Regions from separate parts of the Homo sapiens genome. Here region 1 is linked to region 2. The links are chromatin loops, found by intact Hi-C in ENCODE. Cell type or tissue: dorsolateral prefrontal cortex. All regions are shown on one strand. Each heading gives the region's core, and the rest is flanking DNA. Links, peaks and the distances in the headings are about the cores only. Region 1 has its middle 220 kb from the start of LINC00882. Region 2 has its middle 280 kb from the start of LINC00882.

The links. Peaks named below come from ENCODE experiments on the same cell type or tissue, not always from the same donor. Only the 100,000 strongest peaks of a DNase experiment are listed, where the experiment ranks them.
Region 1: a loop joins it to region 2, with 2.6 times the contacts of the local background. A loop is called at or near these places in 2 of 110 quality-filtered maps.

What each region holds. Positions count from the first base shown.
Region 1 is chr3:107,019,118-107,028,277 of GRCh38, reverse strand. No RefSeq gene overlaps it. Among named protein-coding and RNA genes, the nearest start is that of LINC00882, 220 kb to the left of the region's middle. In dorsolateral prefrontal cortex, for the core only: no CTCF peak of the experiment used is centred there; a DNase peak (open chromatin) is centred at 3,627; H3K4me3 peaks cover 1,509 bases; H3K27ac peaks cover 3,446 bases.
Region 2 is chr3:106,961,013-106,970,172 of GRCh38, reverse strand. No RefSeq gene overlaps it. Among named protein-coding and RNA genes, the nearest start is that of LINC00882, 280 kb to the left of the region's middle. In dorsolateral prefrontal cortex, for the core only: no CTCF peak of the experiment used is centred there; no DNase peak of the experiment used is centred there; H3K4me3 peaks cover 1,020 bases.

The sequences.
Region 1 (9,160 bases), core at 276-8,275, 59 kb before region 2:
CTGATGGCAAAGAATAGGCATCTTGTTTTAGCAGCCTGAGAGTTCCAAAGCAAACTAGAGGAGGGAAACAACATTGGTCTTTATAAGTACAACATATCTATTCTGTATCTATTCTATTGCTGGAGGCAATTTTGAAGGTAATGGTATTTGTTTGGGATTAACAGCATCAATTTCAAAAGTGATATCTGGTTCCTTATACTGTTTTAGGGGATAGTATTAAGAAAACATGCCTTAGATTCAAATCCTTGGTTCCAGTCTGAGATTTTCTGTTTATTAGCTGTTGACTCAGTTTCTTTCATTTTTAAAAGAAAATTTCAATAGCTTTTGGGGTACAAGTGGTTTCTGGTTACATGGATGAATGTTATAGTGATGAAGTCTGAGATTTTAGTGTACCCGTCACCTGAGTAGTGTACATTATACCCAGTATGTTGTTTTTGTTAATCTGTCCCCCCTTTTCTGAGGCTCCAATGTCCATTATATCACTCTGTATGCCTTTGTGTACCCATAACTTAGCCCTCACTTATAAGTGAGAACATACGGTATTTGGTTTTCCAATACTGAGTTATTTCACTTATAATAATGACCTCCAGCTCCAACCAAGTTGCTGCAAAATACATTATTTCATTCTTTTTTATGGATGAGTAGTATTCCATGCTGTATGTATACCACATTTTCTTTATTCACTCACTGGTTGATCGGCACTTAGATTGGTTCCATATCCTTACAGTTGTGAATTGTGCAGTATAAACTTATGCTTGCAGGTGTCTTTTTGATAATAATGACTTTTCCTTTGGGTATATAGCCAGTAGTAGGATTTGTCCATCAAATGGAAGATCTACTTTTACTTCTCTGAGAAATCTTCATACTGCTTGCTACAGGGGTTGGGCTAATTTATATTCTCCCCAACAGTGTATAAGCTTTTCCTTTTCACCATATCCACACCAACAGCTATTGTTCTTTGACTTTTTAGTAATGGCCATTCTGGCTAGGGTAAGATGATATATCATTGTGGTTTTAATTTGTGTTTCCCTGATGACTAGTGATGTTGAGCATTTTTAAATGTTTCTTTGCCATTTGTATGTCTTCTTTTGAACAATGTCTATCCATGTCATTTGCCCACTTTTTGATGGGACTATTTATTGCCAACAACAATAAAAAGCCCGTGGCCAGATAGATTCACAGCTGAGTTCTACCAGACATTCGATAGTTTTAGTAGGTGCCAGTCCTATTGAAACTATTACAAAATATTGAGAAAGAGAGAATCCTCCCTAACTCATTTTGTGAAGCCAATATCACTCTGATACCAAAGCCAGGAAAGGACCTAACAACAACAAAAAAAAAACCCAGACAGACGAATATCCCTGATTAACATAGATGCAAAAATTCTCAACAAATTACTAGCTAACCAAATCCAACAGCACATCAAAAATATAATTCACCATGATCTAGTTGGTTTCATTCCAGGGATACAGGGATGGTTCAATATACACCAGTCAATAAATGTATGCGTAATTCCCTCGGGAATGGCTTAGAAAGAATAGGTGATTGGCAGGACAAGATTTAGTAATTTCTGGGTCTCTGGAAGTAACTACATCTATTTCAATTCAGTAACTTCTAACTCAACTTCTAAAAGAACTAGTTATTTCTATTAGCAATTTGAAGACTACTTGCATCATCTGTGAAGTTTACCATAATGTCTTGCATATGGTCAGTGCACAGTAACTACCTGGAATGAGTGAGTAAATCCTAGAACCCTCTCTGTTTATGAGGAAGTGAGTTGTGACACAGAGAGGTGAGAGATTAGCCAAACACCACACAGTTAGGTACCAACAGACCAAGATTAGAATCCACCCGTTCTGGTGGCATCGCAGACCATTACTTTTAAAATGGTTTGCACTGCTTCTTGAATTGTTTTTGTATTACTTTAAAATGATAACTCTTCTCAAGGGTGCAGAATAAACATTATCCACCTACCTACAAAGCTACTAGAGCTGAGAAATCAAATGACAGCTTTGAGATACTGAGTATTGTGTGTAATCAAATTCTACTTTGGATGCCAGAAATCAGAAACCAAGAGGCAGCTCTTCTGAATAACACATTCATGTAAACGACACTGCCAGTTCCTGGCACATGGTAGTTATAGGCACGTATATCAATTCTTGCTGATTTTATCTTGATTTCTTAGGCGTTTAAGGGTGGTAAGTAATCATGAGAATGGCTAACTCAAAGCACAAAGGGTTCCTTCTGATAAAAGCACTCATGGCCTAAATACTTTAGCAGGATTTACTCAGAAGGAGAAATTTTTGAATAGTTTGAATAATTAGCACTGAACATTGACCTAATTTTTAAGAAAAAAATTCTAAAATATTAGAAAAATACTGTAGGTTTATGTATAACCAAATATGTATCTGGTTATAATAATATGTTTTATAAATTCAAAGAAACTTTAGGAATTCAGGCTAACTAGAGTTTAAAAAACATATTTTCTAAATTCATAGGATTCAAACTACCAATAGAAATATTTTTTCCTTCTCTTATAAGATGTCACAATAAAACCGTTTGAATTAAAAATCTGGAATGTGAATTGTTTTCACTTTCGAAGAATGATAATTTCAGCATCATTTCAGAAGACACTTAGTTGTAACCCTTGAAGCATCAACGTGTTAAATTACATTTTAATAGGATTTAGTTTCAAAATGAAATACCTATGCTATTATTATATTTAATACTATAATATCAACTCCTCAAGGTTATAAGCTATTGTTTAATCACTTAAAAACATTCTATTAATGCTTGATATTGCCAGGGCAGTGTATGGAGATACAAGAACAAGTAAATCTCAAATTCTGCCCTCTGTCAGTATGGTGAGATGAGTAAATGAGTAAATAAGTAAACACCAGACAGTGTGATTTACATAAGAGTAGTGGTAAGTGCAAGGCACTCTAGAAGCATAAAGAAGATTATGAACAGGAAATATTTCTTGGGGTACACAGCTCTTCTAGAGTCTCTTTTTGAATACCCTTTAAATACAGTATCAGATATGCCTCATGCATGTCTTAGAAATCATTATATGCAAATATTTAAGGATAAAATATTAGCTTCCAAGTACTTAATCATCCGGAAGAAAATAGAGCACATCTAATTTAGTAAATGTTTGAACAGAATCTTGTTGCCATTTGTGAGGAAATTTGCTCTGGGAGAGTATGTGTGAATTACTACTGGAATGTGCTTCTTCCTTCTAGCCTTCCGTAGTGCTTTCTGTAGTTCTATATCTGGAAGGCTAATCTTCTCTCTAGGCTTTGCTGAACAGATAATAAAATTCTCTTCTTCTTAAGCTGAATGCTTCATCCCAGGAAATACCAGGAGAAACAGCAAACATATCCCACATTACATTCTGTCACAGTAAATCTTTAAGTGCAGTTTAATTTCTCTCTTTTTATGTGTAGGTTTTTTTTTTAAAGGTGTATTTTAAATCATCACATTAGATTTTCAATGGGGAGGAGGAAAAAAAAGAGAAAAGGAAATGGATAGTTGCAGATAGAGTTGGGGAGAAGAACTTGATTATCTCTGAATTGCAGCCTCTGCTGATGCAGACAGATGATCCGCATGTGTTGTGTGCTCTGCAGAGCCCTGGAGAGCTGCCAGTCGTGATCCACCTTAATATTTAATAGACATTTGTACAGAAACACTGCATGAAAGATGTTAATTGCTCATGACATTTTATTTTTTCTTTTTTTATTTAGCAGGCTGCTCATCATAAAACAAAGAATGTTGTTTGGCTAGGTTGAAATTTTTAACGTTCAGCTCTTAAATTTTTCTATGAGATAATTTTTCCTGTGACAAGTTAGTAATAAATACTTTGTGCTTGTAACATGCCTCACTCCAAAGACATCAAAGTCATCATCAGAAAGTCACTGATATTTGGAAAGAATTCCAGGGCCTTTGTACTCTGCACTCTGCTCAGTTCTCCTGGAAATGCTGCTCCAAACAGTGAGTCTGAGCTATAGGGAAACTCTCTTTTCTGTACCATGTTTCTTGAAGTCTTGCTCAGTTATTCTGTGGCAAACATCTTAAGTCCTGAAGGCTCACAGTCCTTCTGGTTCTATCACAATCACTGAATGATTTTTTATGTTCTCTTTAAATTTCATTCACAAATCAGTTTTAGTTTGGAGAGTATTATGCACAATATCTGTATAGAAGCACCAAATAAAACGATTTCTAATAACTTCTTAAGGATTACAGCAAAAAGAGAAGTGATACCTGGTGGTAAATAGCGACAGGATGTATTTTACTAGACAGTTCTTCTGTAATAGTGACTTTTTTTGACCCCTCATAGCATCATCCATGTTTTATAATTCTATGTTCCTTCTTTTTTTTTTTGAGACGGAGTCTTGCTCTGTTGCCCAGGCTGGAGTGGCGCGATCTCGGCTCACTGCAAGCTCCGCCTCCCGGGTTCACACCATTCTCCTGCCTCAGCCTCCCGAGTAGCTGGGACTACAGGCGCCCGCCACCACGCCCTGCTAATTTTTTTGTATTTTTAGTAGAGATGGGGTTTCACCGTGTTATCCAGGATGGTCTTGATCTCCTGACCTTGTAATGCACCTGCCTCAGCTTCCCAAGGTATTCAGATTACAGGCGTGAGCCACCGTGCCCGGCCAATTCTATGTTCTTTTAATGCAACATGCTATAGCCTCTGATTTTAATGTGTTTCTTTTCACTGCTTTGAAGTCTTTTTCTTTTTTTCTTTTTTTTTTTTTTTTGGTCTATTCAAAAGTTACCTCCTCTGAAAAGTTTTTCCAGACCTGACCACAAGGCTCAATTTATTATTTTTCTATTCTAGCCTAAATGTTTTCTCAAGTGTAGTAGTGCCTATCCATGGTACTGTAATTATTTGTATACATGTTTGTCTCTCTTACCATGCTATGAATGCTTTGAAGAGAGATCATCTCTTACTGTTTTCTGAATTTTTATTGTCTAACAGGGCTGGACCCATACAAAGTGCTCATAAGGGTTTGTTGAAAAATGCTTTTTTATAAATTACCAAAAGTTTCTACAGAATTAAAAATGGCAACAGATGTTTAATTTCAAATAGGTTCCTCTCTGCTTTCACCAAATCAGCGTCGGTTCAAAAGACATGTTATTGTCCGTGCTTTAAAAATAACTAAACCATTTCTTGTATTAAATTTACATGAGCATTTGAGAAAGAAACAGGAAAAAGGGAATAACCTATACATATAAAAATTAGATAAATAATTATGGAACAATGTTAACTTTATAAAGTGAATTTGCTGTGTTAAAGTGAAACATTTTAGGAGTTTAAACAGAAAAAAAATGCTTTCTTATGAAAGGCCAATACGGTGTTTCAATTTCTGGAAACTTCTACAAATATGTTAAATGTAATCCTTTGCAATGTTGCCCCTGGAGTAATATAGTCACTTGTTTTCTTTTGTATGTTGGACTAGGCTCTTAATTTTATATCTTGTTTTGTCTCCTTGAATGTTATAGCCCACAGTCCAATCTTCAAGAGAACATGAATATAACCTTCCTGTTCTTCCTTACTCCGTAGAACCTCGAGGCAGTTTTCTAACAAAATTGTTCAGTGAATTGCTTTAGGCCACAGAGCAAGTAAATTGTAATAAAGGGAAAAGAGTTCAGATGTCTGATTTCTCTGCAACCCCATCTACTCTATGAAGATTATAATATTCTATCATGAGACCACATATTTCATAATGGTCTGTAAAAGAGTGTAGATTTTCTGAGGTGGTGTGATTCTCCATAAAGAGATAAACTTCACATAAATAACAGACCCTTAATATAATCTACATGAAATGAAGAGCTTTAAAAATGTTTATCCCCGGCGGGGCACGGTGGCTGTAATCCTAGCACTTTGGGGGGCCAAGGTGGGCGGATTACCTGAAGTCAGGAGTTTGAGACCAGCCTGACCAACATGGCAAAACCCTGTCTCTACTAAAGATACAAAAATTAGCCAGGCGTGGTGGTGGGTGCCTATAATCCCAACTACTCGGGAGGCTGAGGCAGGAGAATTGCTTGAACAGGGGAGGCGGAGGCTGAGTGAGCCGAGATCGCGCCATTGCACTCCAGCTTGGGTGACAAGAGCGAAACTCCGCCTGGAAAAAAAAAAAATGTTTATCCCCAGTAAACCCATTCCTGAAACTCTTTTAAGAAAGTTATCAAAGATTCGTACTGAAGAACTTCATGTCATTATCTTAGTAAAGAATGAAAACTATTATATGTTCAACAATGTAGACTGTAAATAAGTCACAGTACACCTATATGATGAAATATAAAACAAAAATTTAGGTGTTGGAAGATTTTTATAAAGGCATTGGAGAATGGCCACGAAATAACATTACATAAAGAAAGACAAGAACAAGTTGATATATAAAAAGAAAGAAAACATGTAATTTTTTTAGCAAAATGTATATGTGCATACACACATACACATTAGAATAAAAATGGAAAAATTAGAATAAAAATGAAAAAAATAGAATTAAGACCAATTTTCTTTGAAATTTTTCTTATCCCATAATAAGCATATATTGCTATGAAATGAGAAAAAAAGGAATTTTGCAAGGTACCAAGTTACAGATTAAACATAAGATCTATTGGAATTTTACTGTAGGATACTATGATTTAGGGTAGACTCAGTGAATTATAGAGACTTGTTATAAATTATGTCTTGCCTCATGGTATCCTAGAATATGTAAGTAGATTTAACTTGATGATTATGGGCTGTGCATCAAAATAAGTTGGATGGAGAAAAACTTTTAGAAACATTCCTGTAAGTATTCATCTCAGTTCTCTTGCATGTGTGCATCCGGGAATGTGAATGTGGAATCCAGCTTATATATTTTGACAAGTTTTCTCCAGGTAATTCAGATACACATAAGTGATTATATTTTACTACCTTGGTTTGAAATAATGAGATTGAATCCTGAATCAAGCTTAAAAAGAAGAGGTGAGAATGGATGAAGAGGAAACATTTAACTTCTGGTAGAAAGATAAGTGAAGTGCTCATAGCTCTCTGAAGAGGAAGATAATCATGAAACAGGTTTGCTGGTATAGATTACCAGCAAAATCTATCTGTTACAAAAGATATACAAGAGTAGTTGGTATCTTACTGCTTTTTTAAACTCCTGAACTGAGGGTAGGGAAAGGGAAATGAACAGAAATAGTGTCTTTTGGGGTTATGACCTGAGAAATAGACTTCAGTCATTATAAAGACATGCATACCTAAATTGGCAGGCTAATTTAATCAATAATTCTGTCCTTTCCAGAGCAATACACACAGATTAAAAAGCTTTAATTCAGCCAGGCGTGGCAGCTCACACCTGTAATCCCAGCACTTTGGGAGGCCAAGGTGGGTGGATCCCTGAGGTCAGGAGTTCGAGACCAGCCTGGCAAACATGATGAAACCCCGTCTCTACTAAAAATACAAAAATTAGCCGGATGTTGTGGGGGACACCTGTAATCCCAGCTATTTGGGAGGCCAAGGCAGAAGAATTGCTTGAACCCAGGAGGCGGAGGTTACAGTGAGCTGAGATTGCATCATTGCACTCCAGCCTGGGCAACAAGAGTGAAACTTCATCTCAAAAAAATGAAATAAAAAAGGCTTTAATTCCTATTACTCCCTCTCATTTTACATGGTACTATTTTTGGTATTTTATTTTTATCTAGCTTTTATATCCCACAATTTTTTATTTTCTTAGCATCAGTGTTTGTTCAGATTGCTCCAAAAGTTTGGCAGTTTATTTATACACAGGGGTATCTTTCAACCTATTTTCTTTTTTCATTCAATTATCTCCTGTTAAAAATTCAGTGATTCACTTACTGAGAGTATGACTGATAAATTCTGTCATGCTCTGATTGTTTTAAAATGCCTCTATTTTACCCTCACTCTTGAATATGTAAAAACAAAATATGAGTGGATGTTTGTTTAGAATATGTTATAACAATAAGATGTTTTATGGAAGCCTCATGGTTACCACAAAGAAAATACCAGCAGAGGATACACAAAAATAAGTGAGAAAGTAATCAAATTATGTCACTACATAAAGATCAATGAAACATAAAGGAAGACAGCAAGAGAGGAAAAGTCTAGGTGGAGTTTGCCATGCTTCCATGGTTTTTTCACTCTGTGCACTTACAGAGTTAGCGCTGTGCAGACACCATCATGGTTTATGGCCTGTACCTTTCGGAGTAGTGACCTAAGCCATACCTGGGTCCATTGGTGGCATTGTTAGGGCAGTCAAGAAGTGATGCACCAGAATGCAGGGAGCAGAGACTGGAGTGGCCCTGGGCAGTGAGCCTTATGTTCCCACAGGTACCCTGGACCTCTCCCTTGAAACTGTTAGGCCTTTGAAGCCCTAGCACACTGGGCTTGTTCAGCCTCAAAAAATCTCTAAACTGCCTTTGGGGTCATTCTTTCATTGTATTGTTGAATAGCATCTGGCTTCCTTCCATCCATACTACTTAAAAAAAATCTTTTTTTTGAGACATCGTCTTGCTCTGTCACCAAAACTGGAATTCATTGTTCTTAAATTCTGCCTTCCATAAAGTACTAGACATGGACATAATTCAGCCAAGTTATTTGCCACTTTTAAGAAGGATGGTCTTCCAGCCCTCCAGGCTGGAGTGCAGTGGTGCCATCTCAGCTCACTGCAACCTCTGCCTCCCAGATTCAAGCGATTCTCGTGCTTCAGCCTCCTGAGTAGCTGGGATTACAGGCATGTGCCACCACACCTGGCTAATTGTTGTATTTTTTAGTAGAGATGGAATTTCGCCATAGTGGCCAGCCTTTTCTAAAACTCCTGGCCTAAAGTGATGCACCCACCTCAGCCTCTTACAGTGCTGGGATTACAGGCATGAGCCACCACGTGCCCAGCCTATCCATACTACTCTTATGCCACACCTTTCGTATTGTCGAACACACCATCTTATTCTTTACAATCTGGCTAGGCTGAGAATTTTCCAAATATTTAAGTTCTGCTTCCCTTTTGTGTATAAATTATAAACAGTTATGAGAAGCCATGCAACATCTGAAATTCTTTCCTGCTTAGCAATATCTTACCAAAACTGGAATTCATTTTTTTTAAATTCTGCCTTCCATAAAGTACTAGACATGGACATAATTCAGCCA
Region 2 (9,160 bases), core at 697-8,696:
AATATTTTAGGGTGATATACCCTTCTGGAAATTATTTTAAATCATTGCACAAATTTTTTTTTCAAGTACATTGGCCAGAAAAGGTGCTATCTGTATTAAATCCGAAGGCTAAAAAAGAAAAAGGTATTCATACAGAGAGAGTCACAACCTCTCACACGCACATTGCTCTGTACAACTGAACCTACTCCTTTTGCTCATTTTCTGTTCTTTTACCTAGAGGAGCTCAAGTGTATGTTTTCTCAAGATTCCTATCTTCTTTGCTAGTGCTTGATCTTCGTGGGCCTCTGTGGGTCTGAAATTATAAGACTGATATAATATCAGAGAGCTGAATGGACCCCAGGGAGTAGAGAGAATTCGAGGAAATCACGTAGTTGGAGGCTCCCCATGGAGGTAGCTGAGCCTGAGTTGAATTTCACATTAGTGCATAAAGAGTAAGGATGTCAATCCAAGCTGGAGTCAGGGTTATTTGAGTACTTGTGTCTCCTACTTAGCACTGCCATTTGCTTTACTCTCTTACCACAGAGAAACCCATTTCTTCACTGTGGTGCATGCGAAAATTTGCCTGGAAATCAGGGGCCATACTGCTTTGGGGAGGATCATTACCTGTGACAGGGAATATTCAGGTAGCCATATTGGAGTAATATGTGCATGATCCCTGAGCAGTTGCAGGTAGACATAGACCTAGATTTTTATTGTTCTTACTATTTGTTACAGTTAAACTTGCCAAATCCAAGGCATTTATTTTTGTAGCTTCTTGATTACAAAAGCTGTGTTTTGGGGGCAATGTAATGTTTGGAGGTCTAAAAAAGGAATTTATAAATACAACATTTAATTTAACATTAATTGAATTTAATGTGTGAAGGTCTAAACAAAGAAATTTCTAAATATAATGCAAAGGCTCAATACTAAAGTTTTAACATTAAAATGCTTCTTAAAGATTGGCCTTAGCTCCTTGATTCTGTTTTGTTTCAGTTAGCCATTACAAGCCATTGTGAGAAATACTAATACTAATATTCACACATTCCTGTTTCAAAAGTGTGCTGCTAATGATTGATATAAGTTATAGGTGGGCATAGACTTTTGTGAGTCATTCTTTAGGTAATGTGCCAGAGGGTAGTTTAAGGACATGGATTTTGGAGCCATATTGCCTAGGTTCAGATTCATCTCTGTCACTTACAAACTAGTGACCTTGGCTGAGAGTGGTGGCTCACGCCTATAATCCCAGCACTTTGGGAGGCCAAGGCAGGTGGATCACCTGAGGTCAGGAGTTCGAGACTAGCCTGGCCAACATGGCGAAACCCTGTCTCTACTAAAAATACAAAAATTAGCCGGGCATTGTGGCACATGCCTATAATCCCAGCTACTCAGGAGGCTGAGGCAGGAGAATTGCTTGAACCCGCGAGGTGGAAGTTGCAGTGAGCCGAGATTGCTCCACTGTACTCCAGATGGGTGACAGAGTGAAACTCCGTCTCAAGAAAACAAAACAAAACAACAACAAAAAACAAAAACTAGTGACCTTGGGCAATTTACTTAAATGCCCTGTGCTGATTTATTAATCTGTATAATGGGAATAATACAACAGTGGTATCTATTTGTAGGGTTGTTGTGAAGATTAACATTATATATGTATTTATTTATTAGGACAATAAAACAGTGGCTGGCACTAGATATGCCCTATGTAAGCATCAGCTATTATTATTACTGCATGCCTTAAAATGTTCAATGAAACATTTTTCTCAGAGCATCCATGTGCTCAGACTTTGAGAATGGTAGAAATTATGCTCAACTTTGAACAATTGTTTTGTATTGGGTTTCACGTCTGGTACATATACTTGAAGGTGTCTGTAAAGTGAGGTGAAAATCGCCTAATAGGTTTTTTTCTCTTTGGAATTTAGGATTTTAGTCGTTATGTAAAAAGCAAGATACATATATAGGAAGTTGTTGACTTCTGTAGGAGAAAGGCATAGTCTGATAGTGAAATATAGAAAGTAATAAGTAATTTTTGAGTTAGTTTTTAAAAGAGAATAAATTAAATTCAATTAAAACAACAAGATGTGTCTGTTATTGAAGATAGATCAAATATGCTACGAATGTTGTCAGGGTAGGAAGAATAGAAATGTTGTAGAATTTACTGGAAAAAAATTGAATTAAATTTGAATTAAATTTGGCTTACAAATTTAAAGGTAACTGATATGGTTTGGCTGTGTGTTCCTCACCCAAGGTGAGGGATAGGAGTGAATACTAATGGGTATGAGTTTTCTTTTTGGTGTGATAAAAATGTTCCAAAATTATATTATGGCAATGGTTGTACAATTCTATAAATATACTAAAACCCATTGAACTGTAAACTTGAAATAGGTAAATTTTATGGTATGTACATTATGTCTCAATAATACTGTTAAAAGTACATTAGTGAAAAAAGAACTAATATAATGCACTACACTAACAAAACAAAAAACATGAACAATCATCTCAATGATTTCTATAAAAGCATTTAGTAAAATAAAACGTTTATTTGTAAAGTATATCTTAAAAATCCTACATGAACTTACTAGTGAAATTTTTGAAATTTTTTCATTTTAAAATGACTGGTATAAAAATATGTCTGTTACAATCTACAGGTCCTTGTTAGTGAAATAAGACAATATAAAAATAAAATGTAAATATTGGAAAAGAAATAAAACTGTCACTATTTGTAGATTGTAGGATTATTTATGTAGAAAATTCATAAGATAAATTACTAGAATTTATAAATGCATATAGCAAAGTTGCTAGATATATTATATAATAATATAATAGAAAACAATAAAGTAAATCAGTTACCACATACCTTAGCATAAAAAAAAGTCAAATATTGGCCCCATGCGGTGGCTCACGCCTGTAATTCTAGCACTTTGGTAGGCTGAGGTTGGTGGACTACTTGACCTCAGTGGTTCGAGACCAGCATGAACAACATGGCGAAACCCTTTCTCTATAAAAAATACAAAAATTAGTTGGGGGTGATGGAATACTCCTGTAGTCCCAGCTACTCGGGAGGCTGAGGTGGAAGGATTACCTAAGCCTGGGAGGCAGAGGTTGCAGTGAGCCGAGATTGTACCATTGCACTCCAGCCTGGGTGGAAGGGTGAAACTCTCTCAAAAACAAAAACAAAACCAAAAAAACCATACAAATATTTTTGGAACAATTGTAAAAATGGGCAAGACCATTACATAGAAAATTCCAGAGCTCTACAAGCAAGAGTGCTGGGAGAAATTGAAGAAAAGAGAAGTAATCAGAGGGATAGATTATATTTATGTATCTTTAGTCTAGGTATGCATCTGTGCATACCCAGTGAAAAGTTAAGCCAGAGAGTGAAGGTATTTCTAAATATATGTAACTAACAAATAATGCATAACTAGAATTTTTAAAATCTACAAATCAATAAGAAAAAGGCAGACAACATAATAGAAAAATCGGCATGATATTTGAATAGGAAGTTCACAGAAGAAAATATCCAAATAATTACCACATGAATATATTAAAAGGAACCTAACCTCATTGGTAATAAGAGAAAGGCAAGTTAGGTACCACTACACACTCATCAAAATGACTAAATTTCAAAAGGCAACATTAGTTATGGTTTGCTGAGAATGTGCAGATTATAGGAGTCTTCCTACACTACTGATAGGAATATAAATTGGTGAAACCACTCTGGAAAAATACTTAGCACTATCTTTTAAAGCAGACATTTTGCATACAGTATAATTCATCATTTTTACTTCTAGGTATATCCAGCAGAAAATGTATATATTTGCCTCAAAAGACATGTAAATAGACATTCAGAACATCACTATTCATAATAGCCCCAAACAGGAAAAACATAAATGTCCATCTAGCAAAATAGATGAATAAATATGACAGTTATATAATGAAATGCCATACAGAAATGAAGAAACTACCATCATACCCAATGACAAGGCTGAATATCACAATTACAATGTGTGTGTGTGGGGAGGTCAGATACAAATAAATGTATATACTGTATATTTTCATTGATATTAAGTTTTACCAAATAGTCAAAACTAAGATACAGTGTTAGAAGGCAGGATAGTGGTTTCTCTGGAGGAGATGGGAAAGGGAAATGGCTGGGGCTGAGCCTGTATGGTTAGCAATTACTGTCTTTGTTGTCCTGATGACAGTTCCAGAGGACTTTGCTTTGTTGTAAGTCATTGAGCTGTACCCTTATAATTTTTGTACTTTTCATATGTGCATTATGTGTCATAATACAAAACAGTTTTAAAAGATGATTAAGCTATACTGGCCACAATCATGAATCTTTCAATGTGCATATGGTGAATTTCTATATATCTCACTGTATAAAGGTTTTTCAACTAAAATAGAGACCAAAAGTGCAGTAACCAAAATCACACAATGGAATTTCATCTGTGCATACCCAGGAATATTTTTAATTTCAATGTTGCCCACTGTTTCCACAAGTCTTCATGACAAGGTAGTCTACTTCTTTTCATCATCTAAGATTTAAACAGGCATTCTTAGAATGTCTGTTTCACACCAAGCCATTGAAGAGGCTGCTATTGAGAAAGGATCTGAATACAACTGCCAGGATTTTCAGCACAGAAGGGCACGATCAAGGCAGTTTTTTTCCTATGCTAGTAAGACTGGCACCATATCAGAATCTCTAGCCCTCTGAGTAAGTCCTTGAGAGCAAATGCAGTCAAGGTTGTCACCACCCTATCTGAAAACTACTGAACCTTAAAAAATGTATTGCATATTCATTAGTGATCACTGCTGCAGACGGGACCGTAAGGCAATCTTGCAGATGAATGTGTACCTTCTACAGATATTTTTTAGCAAAGTGCACTGTCCATGAAATTGTAAATAAAAACATCTTGGAAACAGCTGTATATTTTTTCTAGGCCCTCCTGGCTATTCTGTTTTCCTAAAGGTCTGAACATGATGCGTTCACGCTAATCATGTGTTTCTTGGAAAACATCCTTCTTACCTCTGCACATGTATTGCTGGCAGCACATTTCAGAGGTGTTTAGGTGTATGTAGGGGTATCAAGTTTTTTTTTCTTTAATTTTCTCTGAAATGTTTGGCCCCTCATAGCAAGAAAGAAGCTTTTGAATAGTGAAAGGTAGCTTATAATTTGGGGGACACTGCATGAGCTTACTTAAGATTTAAGATAAAGTTCTTTGTATTTCAGTGGCAATGATAATATATTAACCATCAAGTTATATGTTTTTTAACCCAGATGTGAAAGAGAGCTTTTGGACAGTGTGAAAAAAATCAGGATGGATTATCACAAAGAAGAGAATTGTTTCTTATTTGGAAGTCTTAGCAAGTAGAATTTAATCTCTTCTATTTGGGATAACACACATGGAACACAGACTAGAGAAAATGGTTGCTTCTAAGCACTTTAACTTATTTTTCCTTGGGATGATAATATGAAAACAGGTGACTTTAGACACATTTTGGGCAGTTTGTTCCTGGATTATAACATTTTACCTTTTGTCATTAGCACTGGATGAATTTGCGACTCTTGTTAGAGAACCATTTATAGCTCATACTTTAAACCAGTCCTTGCCAAATATTTCAGATCATAGGTTTTACTTTGGGTGCTTTTTAAAAACACATTTGTCTGGGTCTCTCGTGAATCTGAATCTCTTAAAAAAAAATCCTAGAAAACATTATTTATGTAACGAGCAACCCGGGAGATTCTTATGTCCAAGCACAAGGGGGAGACGCGATTTATACATGAAACTTTGGATTGGGATATTAAGGATATCAAAAGATTCTTCTTCTTCTCTGTATGAAATAGAGATAAGATAGAAAGACATGATTACATACAAAAGCAAAAGCAAACTTAAAAATTTTATTTTTTAAGTTATAAATCCACTTAATATTTAAAAATATGGGTAGTCTGTTACATAGCAAGAGCTAATTGTGACAAATGACTTTTTATAAGATTTTACAGTTTATAAATCAGATATATTTACCCAGTCAGTTCTCATAAAAACCCTGTGAAATATAGGTTACTGTGATCAATCTCAGTTTCTAAATAAGTCTTGGGAATTCATAGAAGTTAAGCCGCTTAATCCAGTATCTCTTGCAAAGTTGAATCTCATTTAATTTTAAAATAATTTATGTTGAAATGACTTTTCTACTTGTGATTCTGCCAGAAGCTAATGTTCTGAATGTCATAGACATCATTCCTACCGAACTCCTTTTCATGGAATGGCCTAGAGAAAACAATATCTTGAAATACAAACCTCCATTCTAAAGTGAAATAACCCCATCATGTTTTTTCCCTTTTAAAGCAGGAATTCTTTTTTTTTTTTTTTTTGGGCTGTCACTTTTATACTGGAATCTGGTGGTGATAATAATCTACTCAAAGTTCTCCAAGAAATTATTTGTTTTTGTCTTGAAGGCAGAGTAAACATTCTTTTCTCCCTGTTTATTTAAATTTTAAGGCCAAAGTGCACTTAAATTATCCAGAAGGCTAAAAATAGCAGCATAATAACCACAGAATAGTTTATCTTTCTATTAGCTGTTCTGCCAGTCAGCATTAAAGTTCATTCCCGGGGCAAAAGCAGGATTGCAATAGAGCAAACAGAAACAATGAAGTACTAAGCAGCCATTCTAATAAGACAAACTCCCTTTAAAAAGGAGTACATAATAAAAATTCACCAAGTATGTAGGGAAATTTATCACCATGAAGGAGAGATAACAAAGGCAATAAACAGAACTCAAACTCGAAGAAACAGAGTGGTTAGAAAAAGAAAAGAGTTTCTTATGAGGATGCATTTTAGCACAGAGAAATGCAAGCAAATATTGCTACCTAAAACTTAATCAACTAAATCATATGGATTAAAAATTGATCAATGCACATAACAGCAAAACAGATGAACTAAGGAGAGCAGAATGGCTCCTGAAACAGAAGAGTAAATTTACATAAGCAGATTCTTGATCAGCGTCATTTCATTCAGTATTTTATGTTGATGAAAAAAAAAGATTCCTGGCAGAGCCACTGTCTGGGTGGAGTTTGCATTTCCTCCATGTGTCTTCATGGTTTTTCTCCAGGTACTCTGGTTTCCTCCCACATCCCAAAGGTGTGCACATTAGGTAAATTGGTGTGTCTACATTGCTGCAGTGTGAGTGATTGTGAGTGTGTGTGTAAGTGTGCCCTGCAGTGGGATGGCATCCTGTCCACAGCTGGTTCCTGTCTTGTACCCTGAGCTCTTGGTATAGGTTTCAGCCACCTGTGATCCTGAACTGGAATAAGCAAGTTGGAAAATAAATGAATGAATGAGTGAATAAAAATTATCATGCTATAAAAATGTGTAAAGTCTATGACCATACAAATACATGACAAAAACAATGCAGTACCAAAGCTCTCAGTGAACCCATCATATTTGTTATCATTTTTTTTGAACTGCATAGTGTTAGGAGGTGCTCCTTGCAAGTTTTACTTTGAAAACGTTTATTCTTTGATTTGACCATCACAACTGTGACTGCTGTCACTGATTCACCAAAAACTGGGTAAATAATATCTTGTTTTTATTAATCTTTTAAAAATGCACATATAGCTCACATTTATTTCAATGTTTAATACTGTAATTGTTTTTGGTCTTTATTCAGAAGTTTGGTGATGTTTTGCAACTAGAAATATACCATAGGAACTTAATTCTTGTTTATGTCAGTTAACCTATGGTAAAATTGGTTTCATTATGCATTGTTTTGCTTAAAGTCAAAATTTTCAAAAACCTATTGACAATTTTAAGTGAGGGCTTATTGTTCTAAATAATCAAATATTTATAGAATGCAGGACAAAAGAAAAAGATGAAAAGTTTGAAAGATAAGACAAAATATAGACAATAATTCCCATGTTCCAAATTGCATATACTAGAAGACTCAGAAAAGAGTGGAAGAAAAGTGATACCTTATATTAAATAAAATATTAGACAACTATTTCTTAGAATTGAAAAAGTTATGTCTTCAGGTTAAATGCGTATACCTCTGCAAGCACTCAGCAAGATTTAGAGTGAGCTATCAGAGCACCACCTATCCAAATAAAATTTAGAACACCAAGGACAAAGACAAACCCTAAAATCTTCCAGAGAAAGAGAATTGTTTACTAGGAAATAATGGTAAGATTGAAATTGGATTTACATAAACATTCACTAGATTCACCAGATGCAAGAAGATAATAGAAACATACATTTGAAGGTAAGTAACTTTGAACTTGTAATTATCTGATCATTCAATTGTGAGAAAGGAATAGGGTGGTTTTGCACATGAATGATTCAGAAAATGTATCATCACTTATAGACAGAGGTTGATTTACTCTTAGGTGCCCTCCAGCAAGAAGACAAATATGAACCTAAGAAGAAGAAATAAGATACCTGAAGTAATGATAAGTAATTAAATTATTTAAAATTATTGTAAATTCTAAATAAGTATTAACTATAATTATTTTTTCTGAAATTGACTACTTATAATAAAAAATTTCCAGGTGGTATCAACATGGGATGGCGAATAAAAGCAAAAGCATATTCTAGTTCTTGACTTTTGGAGGGGATATAATATGTACAAAGTTTAATACTAGTCGTTGTTAAAAACAATATCATTATAAAGAAGTTGTTTAAAAATTAAAGTTTACTGTAATTGGAAGAAGAAAAATAAAACACTGAAATTATTAGTAAAAATGAAAGCAACAAAGAAAATTTGATTAATTCAGTGATTAATTCAATAAAGGATGAAAAAGGGGAATACATATATTTTAAAATCTGATAAAGGGAAAACAACATGTAAGCTCACAGGAAAAAAATCCATGTAAACATGAATGCAAAACTCTTAAATAAACATTTAAAATCGTATCAAACAGTCCATTGAAATTAAAATATGTCATATGAACATGTAATGTCTATCCCAAAAATGTAACAATGATTTAACAACAACAAAATCTGTCAATGCAATATACAATATCAACATCTTAAAGCATAAGTACAGCCTTTTAAATATAACTTAAATGGCATTCCGTAGCAAACAAGGACTTGAAAGGTTGTTATCATCATCTTGATAAAGATTCTTTACAAAGGTCTATAAAAATAAGTGTCATACTAAATAATATTTGAAGCTTTATTGAAAAGGGTGACAA